Regions from separate parts of the Mus musculus genome. Here regions 1 and 2 are each linked to region 3. Evidence: chromatin loops called from intact Hi-C (ENCODE). Cell type or tissue: heart. All regions are shown on one strand. Each heading gives the region's core, and the rest is flanking DNA. Links, peaks and the distances in the headings are about the cores only.

Region 1 (7,968 bases), core at 1,950-6,949, 430 kb before region 3:
CTCAATCCTATGGGCTCTCTCTCTCTCTCTCTCTCTCTCTCTCTCTCTCTCTCTCTCATGCTGTAAATTTTCTCTCTAGGAAATAGGGAGGTTGGGCATTCATCCTTCATCTTTTTCTCCCATTGGTGGAGTGTGTTCCCCATAGTTAACTACTATGCAATTCTTTGCTCTGCCTGTCACAGTCTGACTGGCCTTCTGTGGCCTGAGAAAGACCTGTGGCAGAATTCTTAAGCCCCTAAGGTGGGTCCATAGTAGAGGTTAGGCTAGGACCTTGCGTGAACCTTCCCATTACAGTATGCCAAGAACAAGAGGACAGGTAGGTGGTGCGGAGCAAATATATCCATGTCTCTGATTCCTGTCATGCTGTTATACAGAGGGTAACATCAAATCCCTGTGTGTTTGACCCTCTGTATATGTTGTGCTCATAAAGTGGAGATAGTGGGCTGAATGGTGTGAGTATTTTAGTTCTAATGCTGCTCATGAAATTACTTCTCTGCAAAGGTCTCAATTTACCTCTCATTGGTTGTATATGAGGGCACATCTTTCTGCTCTTTTGCTAATACTAAACATTTTCATTAAATAGGCTGGTAGAAGTTGCCAAAGCAATTTACCATTTCAACAATGCATATTCAACTCCATTACAAGCACTATAAGCCAAGAGAGCACTCATTGCCTATTAGACACAGACTCACAAGTAAGCAGAATTAAAGTAACCATGGTTATTTGTCCATGGCGATAGATTAGGAGGCTTTTGAAATGTACCAGCAATAGACTGTGCAGCAGTGGCCCCTCCCAGAGTGATCCCTACACTTGCCAAGTAGATTCTGCTTTGGTGCTGACCAGTTACTAGGCTCTGCCTAGCAACACTTTCAGCCTTTGTCACATCTGCTCTGTGTGGGCCCATGCTTGACCCTGCAGCTGGCCTTTCTACTCTATGAATCTAGTCTTTCCTGTCTGCTGGGCTTCTTTGTCAGGAAACTGAATGAGCACACTACAGATCTGCATACAACTGCTACGTGAGCTTATCATTCAGTCAAGAGGTAAGAGGCTTTGTGTCCTTTTGTGATCCCAGAACTCAGGCAAATGATCTTGGCTATGGGTTTGATTACATCTAGTATGTGGCCCAAGAGGCTGCCCAGAGAACCTGAATCTTCATTAAGAGTGTAAGAAGGGGCTATGATCGTACCGCAGTTGGTGCTACATTTTCATGCTACCTGACTAGCATGCACAAAGCTCTAGGTTCAATTCCCAGTACTGCATAAATGATATGGTGCACAATTGTTTTAATATTATTATTATTATTATTATTATTATTATTATTATTATTATTATTTTACTTATTCACTTTATGTCTCACTCACTGCCCCATCCCGGTCACCTCCTTCTACAATCCTTTCCCCACCCTGCTCCCTTTCTCCTCTGAGTGGGTGGGGGCCCCCTGAGTATCCCCTCATCCTGGTACATCAAGTCTCTGTGAGGCTAGACACATCTTCTCCCACTGAGGCCAGATGAGGCAACACAGATTGTAGAAAATAGCCCAAGTACAGACAACAGCTTTTCATATAGCGCCTGCTCCAGTTGTTCAGGATCCACATGAAAACCAAGCTGCATATCTCCTACATGTGTGTAGGGAGGGCTAGGTGATTCAGGCTCTGAATGCCCCAAGGGTCCAGGTTAGTAGAGTCTGCATGTCTTCCTTTGGAGATTCTTCCTTCTATTCTTCCATAAGAGTGCCCAAGCTCCACACACTGTTTGGCTGTGGGTGTCTGTATCTGTCTGAATCAGCTGCTGGGTGGAGCCTCTCAGAAGACAGTCATGCTAGCCTCCTGTCTGCAAGCATAACAGAGTACCATTAATAGTGTCAGGGGTTGGTGATTGTCTATGGAATGGGTCTCAAGTTGGGTTGGTCATTGGTTGACTGTTCCTTCAGTCTTTACTCTATCCCCAGTCCCTTAATTTTTTTGTAGACAGAATAAATTTTGGGTTGAAAGTTGTGTGGGTAGGTTGGTGTCCCTATTGCTCCTTTAGAGTTCATGTCTGTTCCATATCCCCAATGCCATGAGTCACAGCTAAAGACACCCCCATTGATTGGTTCTTGGGTGCCTTCCTTATCCCAAGTCTCTGTCTCCTCCTGGAAATGCCACCTACTTCCACACCCTCATCAGTTGCATATTTCAATTCATTTTCATGGCTATTTGGCCATCCCTCTTGTTCCTCCCCACATCTGATCCTGGACCTCCAGATGTCCTTCAACTGAACAACAAATAAAGAAAATGTGGTACATCTACACAATGGAATACTATTCAGCTATTAAAAAATAATGACATCATGAATTTTGCAGGCAAATGGATGGAACTTGAGAATATCATCCTTAGTGAGGTGACCCAGTCCCCAAAGGACATGCATGATATGTACTCACTTATAAGTTGATATTATCCATAAAATATGGGATGCCCATGCTACAATCCATAGATCCAAAGAAGCTAAACAAGAAGGAAAGCTCAAGTGAGAATGCTTGAATCTCACTTAGAATGGGGACTAAAATAGTCATAAGAGGTGGTGCACAATTGTAAGCTGTATCAGAAGTTTTAAGGTTTCTCTCAGTTATATAGTGAATTCAAGGTCAGTCTATATGAGACCCTGTCTTGAAGAAGAAAAAAACCAAAGAAGGAGGAAGAGAAAGAGAGGAGGAGAAAGAAGAAGAGGAGGGAGAGGGGGAGGAGAAAGGGGAAAAGGAGGAGGAGAGGAGAGAGAAGAGGAGGAAGAGGAGGAGGAGGAGGAGGAGGAAGAAAAGATTTTTTGACATAGGACAGGGGAACAGCTGACATTTCACTTGGGGCATGAGGCATGATATTCCAGGCGACAATGTGCCAATTGTCTGACCCAGAGATTCTGGCTCTTTTCAATTCCAGCCTTCACCTGTTGGGCTGGCAGTGCCTGTGTCAGGGCCCTGAATTTGGCTGTTCCCCTCTGACAGCTGCTCTCCAGCAGGTGGTGGCGGCTAACCTCAGTCCCAGCTGTCTGCAGGACACTTGATCACTTGAAGCTCTTTGTGTGTTTCAGTGTGCACATGTCACCTTCTGCCAGCTCACCCCACCCCCACCCCCTCTCCCACCCTGCAGTTGTTTGCCAATCTGTGGTCTACACCGACAGCTTCCAGGGCTGAGCACAATCACCCTGCTTCAACACTCACAGATGGCTACGCGTCAAGGCTTCTTTTGACTGGCTATTTGGCTTGTGAGCTAGGGCGTGGAGACGATTTGTTGGACAGAGAGGACAGAAAGGAATCAAATCTGGAAGCCTCTGAAAGACTGGCAGCATTGTTCTGGGAGAGAATTAACAGTCCCTAATCAGAGAGAGACTTCATGGGAACACCAGGCATCTCTCTTTCTAAATAAGCTCGATGTAAAAATAACAACGCCACAATTTCAGACTCTGTTTTAGTGTCTGTTTGTTTTTAAGACAGTTATCACTGTGTAGCTCTGGCTGAACTAGAAGAATTCATGATGTACTTCTGGCTTACCTCTTCAGTACAGTACAAGCTGGTCTTGAACTCACAGGCCTCTGCTTCCTGAGTGCTAAGATTCAAAAGGTGCAGCACCACCCCAGGCTAACACTGCTTGCTTCGTTTTGTTTTGTTTTGTCTTTAGCTTGGAACCATCATCTAGACCATGCTAGCAGAAAGTGAAGGTATGTATGTATGTTCAGAAAACATGGGCACTAGTGTGAAGAAAGCCCATAAAGAAGAAAGGCATAAGAAAGAGAACATTTTCTTCTCAGAAAACCTATTAGCAACAGAGCTTTAAAATGTAATTATACAAAAATCAACATAAAATTCACTAAACCAAAAAGGTACAAAATGAAAATATATAATGGTGTTTGTAGGGGAGACCAATTCTTACCTTGCTACACTCATAGAACTGTGATAAGGTATATATATGATCAACATAGTTCTTAAATAAACAGAGAAATAAAAAAAAAAGGAATGCCAAATCCATGAGTCTAAGAACAATCTCCAAGCCAATTTAAAAAAAATGGCACAAAGACCATAAACATCAATCAGTAACCCAAATAACCAATGAAGACACAGTAGCATTATTATTTAAGGAAATCCACCTACAACCAACAGTGGGATCAGTTAAAACCAAGCCATCTACAGCCACTTTTAACCGACTAGTGGTAATGGTTCAGAAAAGGAAATGGAAGTCTCACTGACTGCTCTGGGAGCAGTGTCACAGAGCAGTTCAAAGTTCATTCATTGTTCAGCATCAGGTCCTTTGGTTCTTTCTTCTGTGAAGAATTCATTATGTGATTAGTCATGGCCCATTTCCTCTTCCAAACACAGCATGTATTTTTCCCAGTAAAACATATTAAAAGTTTTAATGATTTATTTTTACATTTATCCTCATATGCTCCCTAAGAATGTACTCCTAAACCATTTTCATTTTCTTGATCGAAAAAAAATGCATCCCACTTAAGCCATATTGCCCAAATAGATTATTCCATAATCTTTGTTCTGGCATTGGTATTATTGTTATTTCTTTAGAGTAACCACCTTGTAAGTCTGATGCTCTTGTAAAATATAAAAATCATGTTTACATATCACAGAAATGTCAAATTGTGAGGAATACTTTAAATACTCTCAAGATTATTTAATACTAAACTAAAAAGTAATGATTCATAAGTCAGAGTCTAAAGTAATGTCAACTTAGTAACATTAGTTAAAGTACCTCTGAAAACTAAGCTGAGTAAGCAAATATGCTTGCCTTACATCTCAGCAACTCTCCTAGATAAATTTTGGTTCCACATACAAGACAACAAATTAGAAAAATGAAAATAGGAAAAATGAGGACAATATATACCTATTAAAAAGCATATATTTAATTATATTAAGTTAGAAGAAATGTGTTTCTATCACACAAATGTATAATATATGTGTTTGAAAGGCACAAAAGAGAAATCATGGAATGCACATGTTTATACGTTGTCTATGATGTCTATGACATATAACACATGTCCTTACTTGTTAGTGGTGTTTGCCTCTGGTGAAAAGATTAAGGAATGAGAGCCATGCATAACTTTCTAAGTCTGTCTGCTCTAAATCTTGGCCACATTGTCATCTGGAATGCAGCTGACACAATTGCTACAATTCCCACTTGTTTCGAAGTATGTGGTCAATGATAGACAGAAGCACATGAAGGAAACCCAGGTGTCTCCTAGGACTTATGGGAGTGTCGACATTTCCAGAAAGAGACAGTCCTGGATTGTTAGAGCCTCCCCAGCATCTAACGTAAGACACATTCTTTGTGGCTTTGATTCAGTTTCCAGCTGTATACTGGGAGCCCGCAGACACCAGACACAGAGGACCAGACAGATCTACACAGGATAGGCTGTCTTTACAAAGTACTTAGCAGCTGTCTGGGAAATCCAGACAAACAGGAGTGAAGCCCTTTCATCAGCAGCACATGCTACACAAGGAGGAGCCAAGAGACCAGATCCCACTAAAAGGAACAAGGATCCTCACTGCTAGTATGTTAGTACATTTTCAAGGCCTTGTCACTGTTAATGCCACTAGTATTATAAGTGTGACATGAAAAAGTATTATTTGGGCAAAATACAATTACTTATTGAGAAGCTTCAAGATAATTAAAAACTGGGAGGTTTGTCTTTATGGGGGGTAAGCAAATGGTTAAAGAAAAATGTCCAAAAGCAAGCAGCTTTCTGGCTCTTCATAGTAACTAGTCCAAAGTTGTATGCAAATGAAAGGAACACGCTTCTTTTAAAAAATATTTGCATGAAACCTTACTTTCAAAATGAATCTGTGCAAGGAAAATGACAAAGTGTTAGAGAGGAGAGACTTAGAGGAAAATATGAATAAATGAATATATCACCAATTCATGAAAGAGTGAATACTAGAGATATTTTTCCAAATTAGCATACTGATTTAATACAAGCACAAGAGGAACTCAGCTGCTCTGTCAGCTATTAAAGCATAATATAAAACCCAGAGACAATACCACAAGGGCATCCTGGTTGAATACTTCTTTTGACAAAAGACACAACATTTCATCGAATATTTTTGTGGGTATTTATACACAAATACATATACAAAGACATTTAAAATGGACAGAAATGAGAACATCATGATATTCACATGAAAATGAATATATTCATCAATGGTAACTAACTGATGGTGGGAAAATCACCCTGACATGTATGAAAAAAAAAGCAATGCATAATAAATGAGGTCTTGTAAACCAGGGGTCAAGAGATTATTCATGAGAACTGAAAATAATTGACTCTCTGTGGGAAAATGCTATATTTATATTTCATGTCATGCAAGAATAAAATGCAAATGCTTTCTAAAATGTTTCATAAAAGCCAAAACCAGCGAGGCAAATAAATGTTAAACACAGAAAATATCTTAAAATAAAGTTCTCAAGTGTCAGAGCAACAAACATATAAATTAGCTGAGTAAATTTATACTAAGTATACAAAAAAGAATAAAGTGTAAAGTGTAGAGCAGATGTCTGGAATACATGCAGGTTTAACAAAATCTTTGGGGGAGGGGAGACATAATTGAGAGGATGACAGTTTTCAAATTGATCAATAAATGTACAGGATTTAAACAGAAATTCCAACCAGAGTTTTCACAGAATTTGACAAGGTGACCACACTTTGCTGATAGAAAAGCAAGAGACAATAATATCTAAACCACTCAGAAATTGCTCTGTGAAATAATGAAAACTTGCCCCCCTCCAAAGGTATTATAACGTGCAGAGTTGGTGAGAGAAGTTTCCACAAATGACAGCAAGAGAGTTAGTACGTACTATCACGTACTCCATCGAGATAAAAGGAACAGTCTAGAGAGCTGGACAAAAAAAAGGAGTCATGAAAACCTCTGAAAAGGAGATAATGGATAGTATCTTTAGAATTCAAAGCCTTCCCAAACAAGCATACAACTTTCCAGTGAAGATGAGAGAAGCAAATACAAAGCAAAAATATAAATACAACAGAAAGCAAAGTGCTTTCAACCTTAGAAAAAGAAGCCATAGAAATGGCGAGAGAAATACACTAGCATCTTAAAATATGCAGAGAAGTTTGTAATTCAGTAAGACAAAGAGACATCTCGTAAGCAAGCTATATGTGAAAATAAACTCACAGACTAGGAAAAATTAATGCCAAAGAGATGCTTCTCTGATTTTTAGGAAAGGAAAGTAAACAAAGCTCTGCTATTTCAGAGCTAATAGTCTAGTGTAACTGAAAACAAGGAACTTTCTCATTCTCAGTTACACAATGAGTCTGAAGTCAGTCTGAGCTGCCTGACACCTTGTCTCCAGGTCAGGGAGTGGCAGAGGGTGTGTGTGTGTGTGTGTGTGTGTGTGTGTGTGTGTGTGTGTGTGTGTGTTCTTTTTGTTATTGGGATCGGTGACTTGACAAATCATTCTGGAATGAACTTTTCAGTTTGAACGAATAGATCTGTAAGCTGATCTGATCTCTGACATATGTGCAAAGAATCACATGGCAGGCTTTCTCTGCAGCTATGTTTCTAATGGTTAGTACAGCATACTGTACTCAGCAATGGAGTGTCACAGAGCAGTTCAAAAGAGATGCAACATGGGTAGATAATTCAGAAAAACAGCCAATGAAAAAGCAATCTGATGAATAAAACCTCATATACTGCCACATTATTTTACTTTTATAATTATAAAAGGAGATTTATTCAGTTGGCTTACACAATTACAGGGTGGGTAATCTAACTCTGGCTGTCTGCACTCTGAAGAGCCAGAACAACCAGTAGCTGCTCAACCTAAGAAGCTAGGAGCCTCAGAGTGGGAGGAATCAATGAGGTGGCCCTGGTCAGAGGCTGGAGCTGGAAAGCCCCGGAATTCTGCTAGCATGAACTGAAAGGTCCATGTTGAAAGGTTGAATAAGGAGGGAGTCTGACATGCACAGGCAATAGCAGCA
Region 2 (7,968 bases), core at 1,950-6,949, 720 kb before region 3:
TTCTGTTACGCAATGTCCAAAATGCTTTCTCTTCTTTTAGCTTGTGAGGTTCTTGTCACTCTACAGCAACTTGCTTGTACTCACTCACTGTATCCTGGAAAGTCCTGGAAAACAAAATCCACCTCAATTCTAGTTCTTTTTTTAGTCATTCAGAACTCTTCTACCATAAAAATAGAACAATGATAACGAGAAGAGGGTGGGGGAGAGGGTAACGAATACATGCGACATGAAAGCAGAAGGGTGCATTAACTAGAGCATGGAAAGGAATCCATCAGAGGGGAAGGAAACATGGAAAGGACAGTGGGTATGGGAGATAAATTAGAATAAAGCATAATGATAGCTACAAACAAAACCTATGATGCTGAGCTGAGTAAGGATGAGCCCATGGTGAACCAGTGCCTCACACCTTTAATTGCAGCACTCGGGAGGCAGAGGTAGGTGGATCTCTGTGAATTTGAGGCCAGCCTGGTCTACAGATAGAGTTCCAGCACAGCCAGGGTTACAGAGAGAAACCTTGTCTCAAGAACCACCCCTCACAAAAAAAAACAAAACAAAACAAAAAAACCAAACCAAACAAATGAAACTCCTTAGTATTTATTCTGTATGCTAACAAAAAATTTTAAAAATCCTAGATCAAAAAACCCAATGGTGTCCATTGTGGGCTAATCAAGTAGGTCTGAGCAGTTTTTTGGATATGGATATTCAAGAAACTATAGTTCCAGCCAGGCAGTGGTAGCACACACCTTTAATCCCAGCACTCGGGAGGCAGAGTCAGGCGGATTTCTGAGTTCGAGGCCAGCCTGGTCTACAAAGTGAGCTCCAGGACAGCCAGGGATACACAGAGAAACCCTGTCTCAAAAAAAAAAAAAAAAAAGAAAGAAAGAAAGAAAGAAAGAAAGAAAAAAAAAAGAAAAGAAAACGAAACTATAGTTCCTCAAAATGAGGGAATACTAGACAAGTTGGTGATCATCCTGTGCCTCTACTTCATCATCTTCAAAATGCCTGACTCTCATGAAAGGAGTTACAGAGACAAAGTTTGGAGCTAAGACGAAAGGATGGACCATCCAGAGACTACCCCACCCGGGTATCCATCCTATAATCAACCACCAAACCCATATGCCAGCATAATTTTGCTGAAAGGACCCTGATATAGCTGTCTCCTTTGTCAGTGCCTGGCAAATACAGAAGTGAATGCTCACAGTCATCTATAAGATGGAACACAGGGCCCCCAATGGAGGAGCTAGAGAAAGTACCCAAGGAGCTGAAGGGGTCTGCAACCCTATATTTGGAACAACAATATGAACTAACCAGTGCCCCCAGAGCTCGTATCTCTAGCTGCATATGTAGCAGAAGATGGCCTAGTTGGCTAACATTGGGAAGAGAGGCCCCTTGGCATTGCAAACTTTATACAGGGGAACACCAGGGCCAAGAAGCAGGAGTGGGTGGGTAGGGGAGCAGGGTGAAGGGAGAGTATAGGGAACTTTCGGGATAGCATTTGAAATATATATAAAGAAAATATCTAATAAAAAAGAAAATTAAAAAAAGGTGACTCTGCCATCCTGGATTAATATGTGAATCAAAAGAGATAGTTTAATGAATCACTCAGTCTTTATAAGTGGCTGACAATTATGTGAATTTATAATAAAAATATTTTAAAAATTGCCAGGGGCTGGCAAACTGGCTCAGTGGGTAAAGGCTCTTGCCCTCCAAGCCTGACACCATGAGATCAGTCCCTAGAAGGTACTAGAGTAAGAGAACTGACAAGTTCTCCTCTGACTTCGACATGTGCATTCACACACCACAAATATATTAACTGTAACTTAAAAATGAATAAATCTTTCTAAGTATACTGACACATATATCCTAGCACTCTGGAGGCTAAGGCAGGATGTTTGTCAAGTCTAGACAACATGAGCTTTATAGTGAGACTTTGTCTTAAAAAAAAAAACATTAAAAAAGATTTAATATCTACATACCAGCTATTTTTCCAGGACAGGAGGCCAGCAAATACTTTCTGTAAAAGGACAGATAGGAAATACTTTAGACTTCTGGTGCAGGGACTATTTAACTCTATTACTTTTGCAGCAGAACAAACAGATAGCAAATACTGAATGGGGCTGGAGTGATGGTTAAGCAGTTGTGTACTGCTATCTTAGAGGAGCCAGGTTCAGTTTCCAGCACCTACACTGTGGGGCACTGGGCTATGCACAGACAGCCTGGTTTCCAGTTGAGGCTAGATGTTGAACCCCGGGACCCAGTGGTGGTAATTCCCACCTACATGGGATGGAAGGCGTTCCCTCGTGTCTCCTGGACCCTGGCTCCTGTCGAAGTTACTTTCCCCTCAACCCCCACAGGAGAAGCATGGCTAGTAGTCATGTAGACAATGTCCCAAGCTTCTGACCTTCAGGCTAAACTCCTCCCAGTTACCTAGCAATAGTAAAGATTACAGCAAACCATAAGAGGAGCTGTTTGGCTCCACCTCGCTCTCTTCCTCTTACTCCCCTTACTCTTCTCTCCTCTCCTCTCACTCTCTTACTCTTATTCTCTAGCCTTTCTTTTCTCTTTCCCCCTGCCTTTCTACAATAAAGCTCTAAAACCATAGACTGTCTCTGCTCATCAAGGCCCCCTACACTTACTCTCACCTGTGTGGGAACCTCTCTTCCTTCAGCCCTTACCTCTCTTCCTTCAGCCCTTGCTCCCATAACGCCGGGGCAACAGGGTGTTGTCCTGGGGGCCCTGGTTTCAGGGGCTGCCCCTTGTCCACCCCACCCCACCCCCTGTCAAGTGGGGTCAGTGGCTTAAATGCCCACCCGGGCTGAGTGGAAAGCTTCTGGCAGCCTTACGGCGTCTGCCTGCCCAGAGCATAGGAGGAACGCTGGCCGGGCTTGGGCTATCCTCCCTCCTGCCTCCTTCCCCTACATCCCCTTTAGTTCCCACCCTATACTGGGTAGTTCACAAGTGCTTATAACCCAGCTTTAGGAAAACCTGATGCCTTTGGCCTCCTGTAGGACTGGCACTCACATGCATATACCCACACATCTATATACAATTAAACCTAATAAGGCAGGCTGGAACTGGGAAGATGGCTCAGGTGGTAAACTGCTTGCTGTGCAATGAGGACCTGAGTCTTGATCCCCAGCATCTACATAAAAAGCCAGGCTTATGGTGCACACCTGTAATTCCAGCAACGGGAAGGGAGAGACAGGTCAGTCTTTGGAGTTCACTGGCCAGGCAGTCTAGCTGAACTGGTGAGCTTCAGGTTCAGTGTCAGACCCTGTCTCAAAAAAGGGAGGGGGGAGGACAGTAATTAAGGAAGACATCTAAGTTGATTAGCACAAATTATTTTTTAAAGTGTGTGTGTTGAGGGAGGGGGTCTGAAGATGAGGCTCAGTTCGTGGAGCACTTACCTAACATGCACAGGGCACTGAGTTTGCACCCTCCTCAAGCCCACCCCCCTCTATGCACACCTCATAAAGCCAGTGTGGTCAGAAAGAGGCCAGCCAGGGCTACAAGAGACTGTATTTCAAAAGAGAATGTGGGCAGTCTGTGTTTGGCCACAGGGTACTGTTTGAAAGCACCCTTTGTAGAGCAATGCTATCTCATATAAAGATTTCAAGCCACAAAGATATTTTTTAAATGTGTGATAGTATGTTAAAATTTGTTGGAATTAATTCTAGTTTTACTTAGCTAAAATATTTTTCCTTTAAAATGCAGTGGCAGAGTTCATACCCAGGGCCTTAGGCAGATTAAAGTATGTGCTCTACTACTGAGCTACACCTAAGCTTCGCCCCAATACTGTCCTTTCAAAATCTGATAAAAGGGTATTTTAATTCCTTTTTGTGTTAATTCTCAAAAACAAAAGTCTGCTGTGCTTTACACTCGAACACACTCCAATCCAGATCAGACACATTTCATGGCAGTTGTAGTTCATATATGAGTGTACATTTTACCATTTACCAGTGTGTGTATGAGTATGTATATGTGTGTGTGTGTACAATGTGTGTGCACATACAAAACCTTTTATAGTGACAGCAAGAGTCGGCCCTACCATGTGTTGCCTGAATGCATGCAGACGCCTGGGAATATGCAATTATAGGAAGGGCATACACACATCTGCACTAAAATCGTCCAAACGTGAAGAAAAAGCACAGGAAAGTTACTGTGAAATTTTCCAGAGGCTTAGGGAACAGACCAGCAGTCTTTAAATCTCTCTCAACATCCAGGAGGGGAAAAAAAGAGAAATTTTCTAGCTCCAGGCTAAACTTATCGGTCAAGCTTCAAGGCCCTGGCTCAGAAGGGAATGGACGGGCCATGGGGGGCTGGGGGGCTAGGACACGAGACGCTGGCGGGGCGTTGTTTTTAGGCAGCCACGTTAGGATCCCGGGGGAAGGGACAGGGAGAGGAACCGGCCCGCCCAGAGAGATTCCTGTGGGTGGGGTTGACTACTAAACAAAGCCTGCAGAAATCCACCCCGGGGGACGGCCCTGAGGCCGTACAGCCATGGCGGCGCGCCTTCCGGCCCGCTCCAATGACAGCACCTAAAGGGAGGAGGAAATCAACCTTCGAGCAGCCTGGGCACGGGGAGCACCAGAGCGCCCCTGCGAGCCGGGATTGCCTTCCACTGGACCCGGGAGTTAGCCCTTCCGCGGGGGCCGAGGTAACGGAAATGGCGGAACGCCGCCATCGGAGATGCTCGGTCACTGCCCTAGCGGCCGCAGCACCGCCCGCCCAGAAGCGCAGGCGCCGCCCTCCAGTGGGCGGTGCCGCCTCCTCCTGGAGGGAACTTCCGTTTCTTGGGGCCGGACGACAGAGCCTGCACCAGTCCTAAGGTTCCGGCGAGCCAACGTGGGCGTGGGATTGGACGCTAAGGTGCTTTGGACTTGGCGCCTGCGCAGAGCGGCCGCGGGCCTCGCAGAGTGGTCCCTTGAGAGAGGAGCTAAGGCCCGAAGTGAAACTAACCCGGCTGCTGCGTTTCAGTGGCAACGTTTGTTGATGCGCTTACTCTTTTTAGTTTCCGTCAAACCAGTAAAACAGATGGGACAAAAATAAAAACAGGCTGGCTGTGGTGATGGACCCCAGTAGGCAAAGGCTGAAGACTAAAGTACAGAGACCGGAGGATCCCGAGTTCGAGGACAGCCTGGGGCAAAACTAAACAGGCTGGACCCGGTACTCGCCTTCCTAAATAAATAAAAATAAACAAATGTAAAACCCTCCATAAGAACAATCAAATAAAATATAAATGGCTAACAGTGATGGTCTGTAATAATAAATGGTTGGGTTTTTTTTTTTAAATCAATATAAAAATGGCTAAACCTGGTGGCATATAATACTAGCGCTCCAGAGGCAGAGATGGGAGAAGGTCCATAAGTTTCTGACCAGCTAGGGTTACATAGTAAGACTCTCTCAACTAACAAACCAGGCAGCAAAAAGGCAAGCCATAATTACTGTCATGCCTAACAGTAATTAGTCCAACAAGCATATAACATGCATCACAAGAATGAAAGGAAGTAGTAACCATTCAGTAATTAGTTACAAGAAACCTGAGTGTATGTGTGAACATGGTCTGCCTTCAAGGATTAAAACCACAGTGATAATTGAACTAGAAAATGTGGCAGACTCCTTTGACCTCCAATGCCAAAACAATTCAGGAAAAGATTTAAGGAAGCAACCCCTCAGTGTTGTGTACTGGATCTGTTCATAGCAGGGATACAGCAGGGTGATCTGGTCATGAATGTAAGAGATTTTACCTCAGCAGAGGGAGGACAAGGAACTCACACTGATCAGGATAAGGGATGCCTGATTATTTTTCTGTTTTGAACGGTTAGTATTAGGGTATGATTACAAAGCAATCTTGGTTTGGGTTTGGTTTGGTTTAAACACAAGATTCTCACACTGTAGTCTAGCCTGGTCTACAACTATGTAGTCCAGGCTGTCCTCAAACTAGGATAATCTTCTTGCTCTCCAAGTGCTGATACTATGGGTGTGTATCACTAGGCCCAGTCTAGAAGTTTTTGGTTTTTTTTTGTTTTTTTTTTTTTTTGTTTTTTGCTATGGTTTATCACTCTGAAAGTAACACCATTTGGTGTTGAAGTTCTCGGAAATAATTGATTTACAAAACTGCAAGGTCTTGCTTGTCAACTTGACACACCTGGAAAGAAGGAGTCTCAATTGAAAAATTGTACACATCTGTGTGGCATTTTTCTCTATTTCTAATTAATGTAGGCGGGCTCAGCCCTCTGTGGGAAGGCCATATTATCCTTAGTACTTAGGCCTGGGCTGTATACAAAAGGGTAGTTGATGTGTACTTGGGAGCAAGGCAGTAAGTAGCATTCCTCCATGGTTCCTGCTTCCAGTTCCTGCCCTGAGTTCCTTCAATTATGGACTGTAGCCTGTCAGATGAAATAAATCCTTTCCTCCCTGAGTTGTATTTGACCACTGTGTTTATCCCAGCAACAGAAACCAAGCTAGGCTCTAACCCAATGGGATTTTGGCTGCAGATCTGACAGTAGGGGTGTAGGTGTAAGTGGGTGGTACAGAGTGGAGAACTGGAGCAGATGCTGAGCGAGATTGTGTAGTGAGAATGAGAAGCTCTGAGTAAATGATAAGTATCAGGACTCTGCTACAGCTGGCCTCTGAAGATGTGCGCACACAAGGCCTAGAAGAGCCCGGCTTGAATTACAAAGAATCTTTGCTTAGTACAAAAAAAAAAAAAAAAAAAAAACCCGATAATTTTTGATAGCTTACTTTTAGTAGAATTCATTTGAGCAAAGACTGATATTTGTGAATTAGGCAGTGCTGCCCAGGACCAGAGAAGAAAAACCGAGAGCATTCTCAAGGCAATATTGGTCGCATGGAAAGAAAGCACAATCACGAAGAAATGGCTTGGCTAGATGCTGCTCCAAATGGGGCTCTGGGTACACAGTCTGCTCACTTGGAATACTGTGATTGGCTAAGACTTAGCTGTTATGCTTGCCCATTGGAGTTGCACTTTCTTTACATCCAAGATTAGGCTGCAGTTCACTGTGTAGGAACTCCAAGTATACTGGCAGTCAGTAGTCTCCTATTTAATGTCATATGCCTTAGTGGTCTCTCTCTCTCTCTCTCTCTCTCTCTTTCTTTCTTTCTTTCTTTCTTTCTTTCTTTCTTTCTTCCTGGTCCTCTGTTACTTTTAGGTTCATTTTCTGAGTTACTCTGGCCACCTTCAGGAATATGCAAATACCAATATACAGCACTCAGCTGAGTGGAGAGTGCTCACTTAGGGTGCGCTAGGCCTTGAGTTCAGTCCTGACCCCCTGGGAGCATAGGGGAGCATGGTGGGGGGGGTAAATGAAGGGCTTTGAAACATCATTGTCCTTAAGCAGTCACCTAGCGGGACTAAATCCTTGGTGAGATTTGTAATGCACAATTCTTGAAATATATAATATTTTTCACAAGGGATTGAAGAGCTGGCTCAGTGTTAAGGGCACTTGTTTCTCTTTCCGAGGATCTGGGCTTTGACTCTCAGCACCCATAGGGTGGCTCACAACTGTGTGAAACTCAGGGATTGATGTCCCCTTCTACCCTCTGTTGGCCATAGGCATGTCCATGGTATACATCCATGTATACATGCAGGCAAGATACTCATATACATAAAATAAAAATAAATAAACAAAAATACGTAAAATAAATAAACAAAAAAGTCTATAAAAGCAAATAACTGTACCCGGATGAAGGTGTAGCTGAGCTCTAGACTGTTTGTGCGAGCATGAAATATGCCCTAGGTTCAATCCTCAGCGGTGCATCAATACCCCAAACCGAACAGTCCTACCAAAACTATTAAACATTTCCCGGAATGAATTAGTCTAAATAGTAAAAGCTATTTGAAAAGCTGCCTACCCTACTGTACAGAGGAGAATTAGAAAAAAAAAAAGAAAAACATTAGTCAAAATTCTGAAAAAAAAAAAAAAAACCAGATATGACCCAGACACC
Region 3 (7,968 bases), core at 1,745-6,744:
AGGGAGGAGTGCCTCAAAACACTTCCCTCCGGGAGTGACAGGGTGAGTCATTCATGAGCTCACAGCAGCTGTGCTTACCTGCATGGGGCCTGCACAAGAGCAGGCCAGACAACATTCTACTGTAGATAGGGTCCATGAGCTCTAGGCCCTACTTCTTAGTGGCAGTGGATAGCTGCTGGAGGAGGGAGATTCATTCATTTTAAGGATGTGGCCACATGAAGCTTTCCCATACTGTAGTGGATGACCCAGACCCATACATGTGGGCATCACTAACTGATCTTGGAAAGTTATTTTAAAAATTATGGAAGTAGGAAGATCAATTGAGGAGAATAAGGGGGAATTTGGAGGGGGAAATGGGCCTAAATGTGATATTTCACTATACACATATATAGCATTTTTAAGAATAAAGGAAATGTAGAAATTCATTGCAGACATAAACATAAAATCACAAAAGTTGTAGAAATGAACAGAAGAGAAAATGATTCTGTTTTTCGTGGGAAGAATTAGAATAATGTTCTTGTTTTTGACACAGGGTTGCTCTATTTAGTCAAGATTAGCCTGGAACTGCTGATCTCCCTGACAGCCCCCCCCCCAAATACTGGGATTACAGGCATATAACACGCCATCTTGCTAGCGAGTATTTCTTAAATGTGCCACTGAAGTCATACCCCATAAAAGAAAGCATTGACAAGTTCAATTTTGAAACCAATTGCTTCTGCTCCGAAAAAAAAAAAAATGGTAAGAAAATGTAAAGATATGGAGTAAAGAATATAAGTGTGTATTGAGAATTTACCCAAAATGTGTTCAAGAGAATGAAAGTATACAACCCTCACTGGGCACAGTGCTGTATGCCTGTATGTTTAGCATTTATGACACTGAGGCAGTTAGGAGTATTATGTGTCCAAGGATAGCTTGGGCTACATAAAGAGATACTCTCAAGAACAATAATGTAGGTCAAGTAATAAAGACAAATAAAAAATTGAAAAGATAATTTACAAAACAACTTCCAAAAGCTGTATTTTTGGTACACAGCAAAGCTGCAAAGAAGCTTAGGTACCGTTCGACACACACACAAAAATGAAGCTGCGGCTGCCATTTTGAAATTCTGGGGTTGCAGGGGGAGGGGCACTGCCAGAGCAGGACTAGTCACATTGGAAGTGGTTACTAAATAAAACCTACTATCACCCCTGTTTTGTTGTTTTGCTGTATTCGACAGGGTGTCCATGTATAATCCAGGCAACATTCAGCCTCCCAATTGGGAGAATTTAGAGGTATAAGCCACCAGGCCTGGCGTGTCACCCTAGCAGCAGGAAGCAGAAACTCAGTGAGTTGATTGTGCCCTACAGCTGTCACATGACAGACACAGAGCAACGCGACTCACTTTCACTTCCCGTGAGAATGAATGTGAACTGTCCCAGTGGCCCTGCCCCTTCTTAGCAGCACGTGGGAACAACTGGTGGCCACGTATTCTGTGGCAGGACTAAAAAGCCTGCTCGAACACCTATTGTTTCTTTTCCCTATGTCTTAGAAGTAAGCTGAGCACAGGTTTTGTCACATTAGATAAATGAGAAAAGTAAGGAAGTAAGCAACTTGTCTAAAGGCCAGATCCAGGTAGGAGCTTTACAGAAACAAAGATGCCTGCAGCACCGTCCATGTCTCTTTGCATTCCGACATCCACTTCTCCCTTCCTGCAGAAAAATGCTAACAAACGCATAGCTGGTCTCTGTGGGGAGGGCTGCTTCCGCCAGACAGTCTTGCTTTTCCCTGCAGATCCCAGGATGCCTTGCAGGAAGGGCTGCAGTAGCCCCCTACCCTCCCCAAAAGAAATGATTTCGTGTTCTTCTGCTTTAAGAGGTCGGCACTGGAGGCCCTGCCTCACTGTTGCTAATGTCAGCTTCCAGTCACCCCTTCATTTATTCCATAAGCATACATTCCAAATCTAGTAATTTTGCTGTGAGCTTGAGAAGGAGGAAGTGCGAAGGTGGAGAGAGATGAAAAAAAAAAAAAAAGACCTACAAAGGTATTCATTTTATCCGTAGGGATTATGGAAAAGACTGAAAAGTGTTCAGAGAGTCGCAATCACAGAAGTGCTGAAAGCCAGGTATGGGAGCCAAGGAAGGCAGCAAAAGCCGAGCTTGGGCAAGAAAGAGACTGTCCTCTCACGAGGGGGCACGTGCGCTGAGAAAATTGGCAAGCACTGCAAAGGGCTTCTCCCCACCCCACAAGTCAGTCACTGTCACTTCTCAGCGCACCTCAGGTTTAGCCCTCCTTTAAGAAAAGCCTCAGGAATGTTTTTTCTTCCTTGATAGTAGAGGTGAACAAAGTGAAGCTTTGAGGCGGTGACGAGCTCTGTAAATAAGCTCACCCAGCTTTTGAGCGGGGCGGCCAGGCCATGTTGTCAGCTCAGTGTATTGGCAACTAGCTTTGGGCTCCTTCTCCCACACCCTCACAGTCATGCCCGACTCTTCCACCTCTAAGGGCTACAGTTAGTCTAACTACCCAAGAGAACTGTTGGACTTAACAGCAAGTTCAACTACAGCCGCCACATTATTAGTAGTGGAGGGGCAATGGCGCTGTCATTGTGGCCAGAGGCTCACCTGGGTCACTGCTGAGCTAAATGGAGCGTGAAGTCCAGGCAGAGCATGAAGAACCACGGATTCTCCACCTGCAGCTGTAGAGGGTTAAAGAGCTTGGATGTAAACAAATGGCCAGGTCCTACAAAAGTACCACCACCACGGACTTCCTCTTAGATGACCTGCAGATATTTAAAGACAAGCCAGACACAAGTGCTTCTTTCAGAAAGGGACAAAGCAAATAATCAAGTTGACCTTTTGGGAACAGTGTTAATTGTGGCAGTTTAGGAGGAGGCAGAAATCAACTTTGTATAGTAATAGGCCTTCTATTCTTCTACCCTTGCCTCATTAAGGTTTGCATATTATTTTAAATGTGCCCGAGGTGTAAAGAGTCTAAAGTGGTTAAAGGGTGAGGTGATTTAATGAACCCAGGAACCAATCCAGAAGGCCTGGAACCACTCTGGGCCTTTTAAGAACTCCATCCATCCCAGGGGGAGAACTAATATCAAGTGAGTGACTTAAAGCTCCACAAAGCCTGGCTTGGCTTAGGGACTGAGTTTCATGGAGCCCAGGTGAGAGTCATTCCTGTACCGTGAATTCACCTAACCCTTGCTCTGCACTTCCATTTCTTAGGCACTCTAGGTGTGCTGGAGCAAAGCAGTGTGCTGTATCCAGATACCTTGGGGGCCCTGGCTTCACAGTGAGGCCCCAGGGTTCCAGGTGGGTGTTGCAGAGAACAAAGGTTCCCCACACTAAGAAAACCAGTTCTCCCAGCCTCCCAGCCGCAGCAAGTGACATCACTGGGAGCCAATAGAAAATTTGCACTGGAGTTTACTTGTTAAGGTCTGAATTGGATCCACGTAGACGGCTTATCTGACTGTGTAGGGCGAGGTTCCCGAACACTACCCTGTTTAGGAGTGCTCTCTGATACAGTGGGAATGTGGCTTTTAACCTTTTTTTTTTTTTTTTCCTGGCAGATTTCAGGCAGGTGAGGGGCCAGGTTTCAAAATCAACAATGAAGATACCACACCCTGAACGCCTGGCTAGCCCAAAGCTAGAGCACTAGGCGGACCTTTACTGCCATCTGCTGGCAGTCCTTGGTATCGATTCATAAGAGTGGCTAGGTTCCTCTGAAAAACAAAGCCTGACTAAGTTAGGCTCCTTATTTTACCTTAGTCTCCGTAGACAAATTGAGCTCCTTCAACTATATCAAAATGAGGTAGCCATGAGAGAAAGACACTCCTGATCTGATCTGATGGCAGTGTACCTTGTCTTTGGTCTTTTTGTTTGACTCAGGATGGCCTTTTTACCTTACTCTGACGATGACCTTGAGCTCTTGATCCTCCTGCCTCTACCTCCACCCCTTGCTGCCAAGTGCTGGTATGATTGGTCTGTGCCACATCTAGTTTATGTGTAGGGATGGGACATGGGTCTTTGTGCATTCTAGGCAGGCCTCTACCGACTGAGCTAGGACCTTTTATTTTTATAAAGCCCCATCATCCATGGGAAAATATAGGTATGTGGTAAATTTGAGGATGCCCTTGACTGAGTCCTGAGTCTGAGATGTTGATCACCTCACACTTTTCACTGCAGATGTGATCTTTACAAAGGCTTTCATGATGCTTCTAGGATTCTCAGTTCACGTGTGGGTGACCGTTTCTTTGAGCACAAATGGGATCCCCTGACTGGGTGTGAATACAGCATTCACCAAGGTCAATCCAAAGTAGTAGAAATTGCATCTCCAGAAGCATTCACTTCTCAGCACCAGCAACTTTCTCCTTTTCTCCCCTAGGCAAAGCAGTTGCTTTGGTGGAGGCACATAGCCCCTTAATTTTGCAAGTTTTAAGGCTAAAGCCAGCCACTCTCAAATCATAGCCGTCGGACCCATACTTCCACACTAAGAATTTAGTATATGTTTTCCTTCTATGTAATGTATATAAGCTGCAAAAGGGAGGGCCCTACTGGCCTGCAGCAGCAAGACTCAAATGCTGTGGAAAATCCCAAAATGTATAGGACAGATCCTTCTAATCCCTAATAAAGAGTAATGTCATCCAAGATCTTAGCAGTGCCACAGTGAGAAAATCTCACTTTCTAACACCCCAAAACCACCATGCCAGTGCTTATGACCCTGAACTTGTCTACTTCTACAACTGAGGCTTCCCTATGGCCTCTACATCCATGTGCACACATGTACACACATATGTGCAACTGTGCATTCATGTCTATGCACACTTATGTACTTGGTGCCTACAGAGGGCATCGGATCCACTGGAACTGGAGTCACAGATGGCTGCAAGCTGCCATCTGCATGCAAGGAATGGAACCCTGGTCATCTTCAAGAGCAGCAAATACTCTTAATCACTGAGCCACTCTCTAGCCCCTTTTATTTATACTTACTAGACAGTTAATGATGGCCATCTCCATCTACAGGTAGACACGTGTACACGTGACTATTGGTATATACATATGCATATTTAATGTTGTTTTCCAATGTAAATAATATCTCCAGAGTAGCCAACTTTGGTTGGATAAGCTTTGCTGTTTTGAAGGTAGAAATTCTTTCAAGATCAGAAAGTAATTGTTTCAATTATACCCACGGGATTTAATGCCTTTGAAAGTACAATATTCCCTATTAAGTCACCAGACATTTCCTTCAGTCGCAGCAGAGGATAACCTAGTCCATGGAGGGACTATTTTCAGTTGTGTCAAGTACTGAGCTTCTCTTGTCTATGACTAACGATGTTACTGAAGGAGACATTATCCTCTTCCCCCGATATCAAAGAAGAATCTATCATGGTTACTTTTTCTTTGTTCTTGACTTCGGCAGTATGATCCGTCTTGTTGTCAACTGTCTCTTTGGAATAATGTCACCTCTGGAAAACTAGCACATTCTGATCAAGAAGAAGACCAACGGTATATGAACAGCTCAAGAAATATGGTTTGAGGGTCCCCCCCCCCGTCTTAAAAACATAAGAATCTGTGGCAGAATAGTGACTGTCACCATACACTTGGGAACACTTTCAAGGGCTTACCAGGCTAGGAGGATCTCCATCAGGCCTTTAAATCTGCATTTTGGAAGAGAAACCCTTAGTTTCAGTACACACATTACAAGCAAAAAAATTATAATCCACAGACAAATGTTTAGGAAAGCTGTATAATCCAGCTCTGTTGGGAGGGGGTGTCACAGTGCATATTAGAGCTATTTGACAAGCAAATACTTCCCAAGTGTGTTGCCCTGAAGAAGAGTTTTCTTTTTCACACACGTATTCTACATATGAATGAGAATATGGAGTACTTGTCAGGCTTCTGCCCTATTATTCTCTATTGCTTTCCCCACTCTCCTTTCTTCACACCTGTCTCCTCAGTGAAAATGCATACATTCCACTAGTAAGAGAAAATACAGTATATTTGTCTTTCTGAATTTGGCTTACTTTCCTTCACATGATGATCTCTATTCACTTTCTCATAAATAAAATTACTTCGTTGTTTTGGAGAGGATAACTCTATTGTGTACATGGACCTCCTTTCCTTGTTCACTCCTCTGTTGATGGACTTATAGTCTGATGGCACATTTTGCCTGTTGTGTGTGAGGAGCGGGTGTGGCAGCAGTCCCAAGATGGCGCCCGGGACTGCAGCTAAGTCTTATGACTTACACCTGACTTCCTCATACACCTGAATATAAGCCACGACCATCGTGAGAGCTGCGCAGGTGCACCATGATGCTGGCAGTTTAAACAAGTCCATATTTGGTGGAGACATGCCCCTGCCGCCCTGATTGGCTGAAGCTGCGTGCCTGGTGAGGTGACGTGGCCTGCTGTGAGTGGATGAAGACTGAGAGTATATAAGAGTGAGAGGCCTGGGGTTGGAGAGAGATAGATGAGGAAAAGATGAAGAGAGAGAGATGAAGACTGAAGTTTGCTGAATAAACTGCTGTTAGAAGGACTGGTGGTCGTGTCGTTCTTGCTGGTCGAGAGAGGACGCGACAGTTGTGGACAGTGCAGCAATAAACATGGATATCTGAGTAGCTTTGTGATATGCTCACTTAAATTCCTTTGAGCATATAACCTGGAATGGTATATGTGGATTGTATAGGGATAGGTGATTTCTTTGCTGTGAAATGAGTCAATTCAAGCTAGATTTGAATATATTAAAGACTGGTTTATTGCAAAGCTACTGTAGGGTGACTGATTTCAGTGCCCCAAGGAAGGAGGCCAGGGAACTTGCCACAGAGAGAGGGGGCTGGAGGCAAAGAGAGAAAGGATACATGTGCAGAGAGAAGAAGCAAGAGAGACCCAAATGTCTGGATTACAGAGAGAGGAGCCTTTGGGGGAAGGGCAGCCCAGCTCCTGGGCTGGAAAATTTAGGGTTGGGGGACAGGGTATGCCAGATAGGAACAGAGGGATGCTGAGAGAACCTGGAGGTCAGGTCTGCTTTGATATGTAAAATATGAGCCCCAGTCCCTTGTACCAGGGTCTGAAATCAAACATCCCAGCCTCTCATTATTATTATTATGATAAATGAATAATGGGCGATGAAATCATCTATGATTACTTCTCGCTGACATTGGGATGCCATTGTTATGGGGTGTGGACAAAAAGCTGAATGTCAGCCAATCCAGGAATTGCTGGTTGTTTCATCACTATTCAGGTTGTGGGATTTTCTCCGAGTAGGAATGTTTAGGTCCTATTAAAGCGGTCTGTAAGGCTGGGCCAGAGCACCTGTGAATGACTGTTTTGGAACTTTCTTGGATGCAGATGCTGAGAGAACACCTGGGTGTTAGGGACAGAAGATAAAGTTTAGGGAGAAAAACTTTCTTGGGTGTACATTCAAAACTCTTAGGCCCACGGTCTTGGTAGTAGTAGGAGGCTTGGGGATTCCAGGACCAGGGAAAGAGAAACAGATCCCACTGTCAGGAATGGGCAGGTGGGGAGGGACAAAGGCTGATAATTGACAGTGCTTATCTTGAGTCTATTTGACAGTGGGAAATGGATTTGAGTGGATTTCCTCTAGCTTACAAGAGTCTTTTTTAAGTTTACAAAAAGACAGCCAGGGCTATACAGAGAAACTCTGTTTTGGAAAACAAACAAACAAAAAAAAAGATAAATCCTCCACAACTTGTATTTTCCAACCTCAAAAGACCTTCCTAGATTTTCAAATACTTTCTTAGAAGCCTTCATATCCTCAGACCTGACATAAACTTTTCCTATCCAATTACTACCATGAGACACAGTTTGTTGATCACTGGCTTCAAACCCTCTCAGAGATCTGATAAGGATATATCATAATCTAAATGGCCTATGTGCCCATTAAAATGACAGACTTACCCATCACTTAGTCACTTCACTAGGTTCCTGTGATGTTGATGGCTTCATTGGGGACACAGGCTCCAGGGTAG

The links. A loop is a pair of places that touch in the nucleus more often than their neighbours do. Peaks named below come from ENCODE experiments on the same cell type or tissue, not always from the same donor. Only the 100,000 strongest peaks of a DNase experiment are listed, where the experiment ranks them.
Region 1: a loop joins it to region 3, with 2.3 times the contacts of the local background. A loop is called at or near these places in 11 of 42 quality-filtered maps.
Region 2: a loop joins it to region 3, with 3 times the contacts of the local background. A loop is called at or near these places in 2 of 42 quality-filtered maps.

What each region holds. Positions count from the first base shown.
Region 1 is chrX:166,800,365-166,808,332 of GRCm38, forward strand. Gm36547 (a long non-coding RNA gene) reads right to left here. Exons shown (of 5, transcript XR_878299.1): 4 at 2,420-2,483; 5 at 1,811-1,830. Among named protein-coding and RNA genes, the nearest start is that of Gm36547, 20 kb to the right of the region's middle. In heart, for the core only: no CTCF peak of the experiment used is centred there; no DNase peak of the experiment used is centred there.
Region 2 is chrX:166,505,733-166,513,700 of GRCm38, forward strand. Tceanc (transcription elongation factor A (SII) N-terminal and central domain containing) reads right to left here and starts at 4,746. Exons shown (of 5, transcript NM_001007577.2): 1 at 4,561-4,746; 2 at 3,174-3,274; 3 at 1,977-2,014; 4 at 1-104. In heart, for the core only: a CTCF peak has its summit at 4,700; DNase peaks (open chromatin) are centred at 4,459 and 4,799; H3K4me3 peaks cover 1,474 bases; H3K27ac peaks cover 1,944 bases.
Region 3 is chrX:167,229,969-167,237,936 of GRCm38, forward strand. No RefSeq gene overlaps it. Among named protein-coding and RNA genes, the nearest start is that of Tmsb4x, 25 kb to the left of the region's middle. In heart, for the core only: a CTCF peak has its summit at 3,657 (motif pointing left); a DNase peak (open chromatin) is centred at 3,553; H3K27ac peaks cover 319 bases.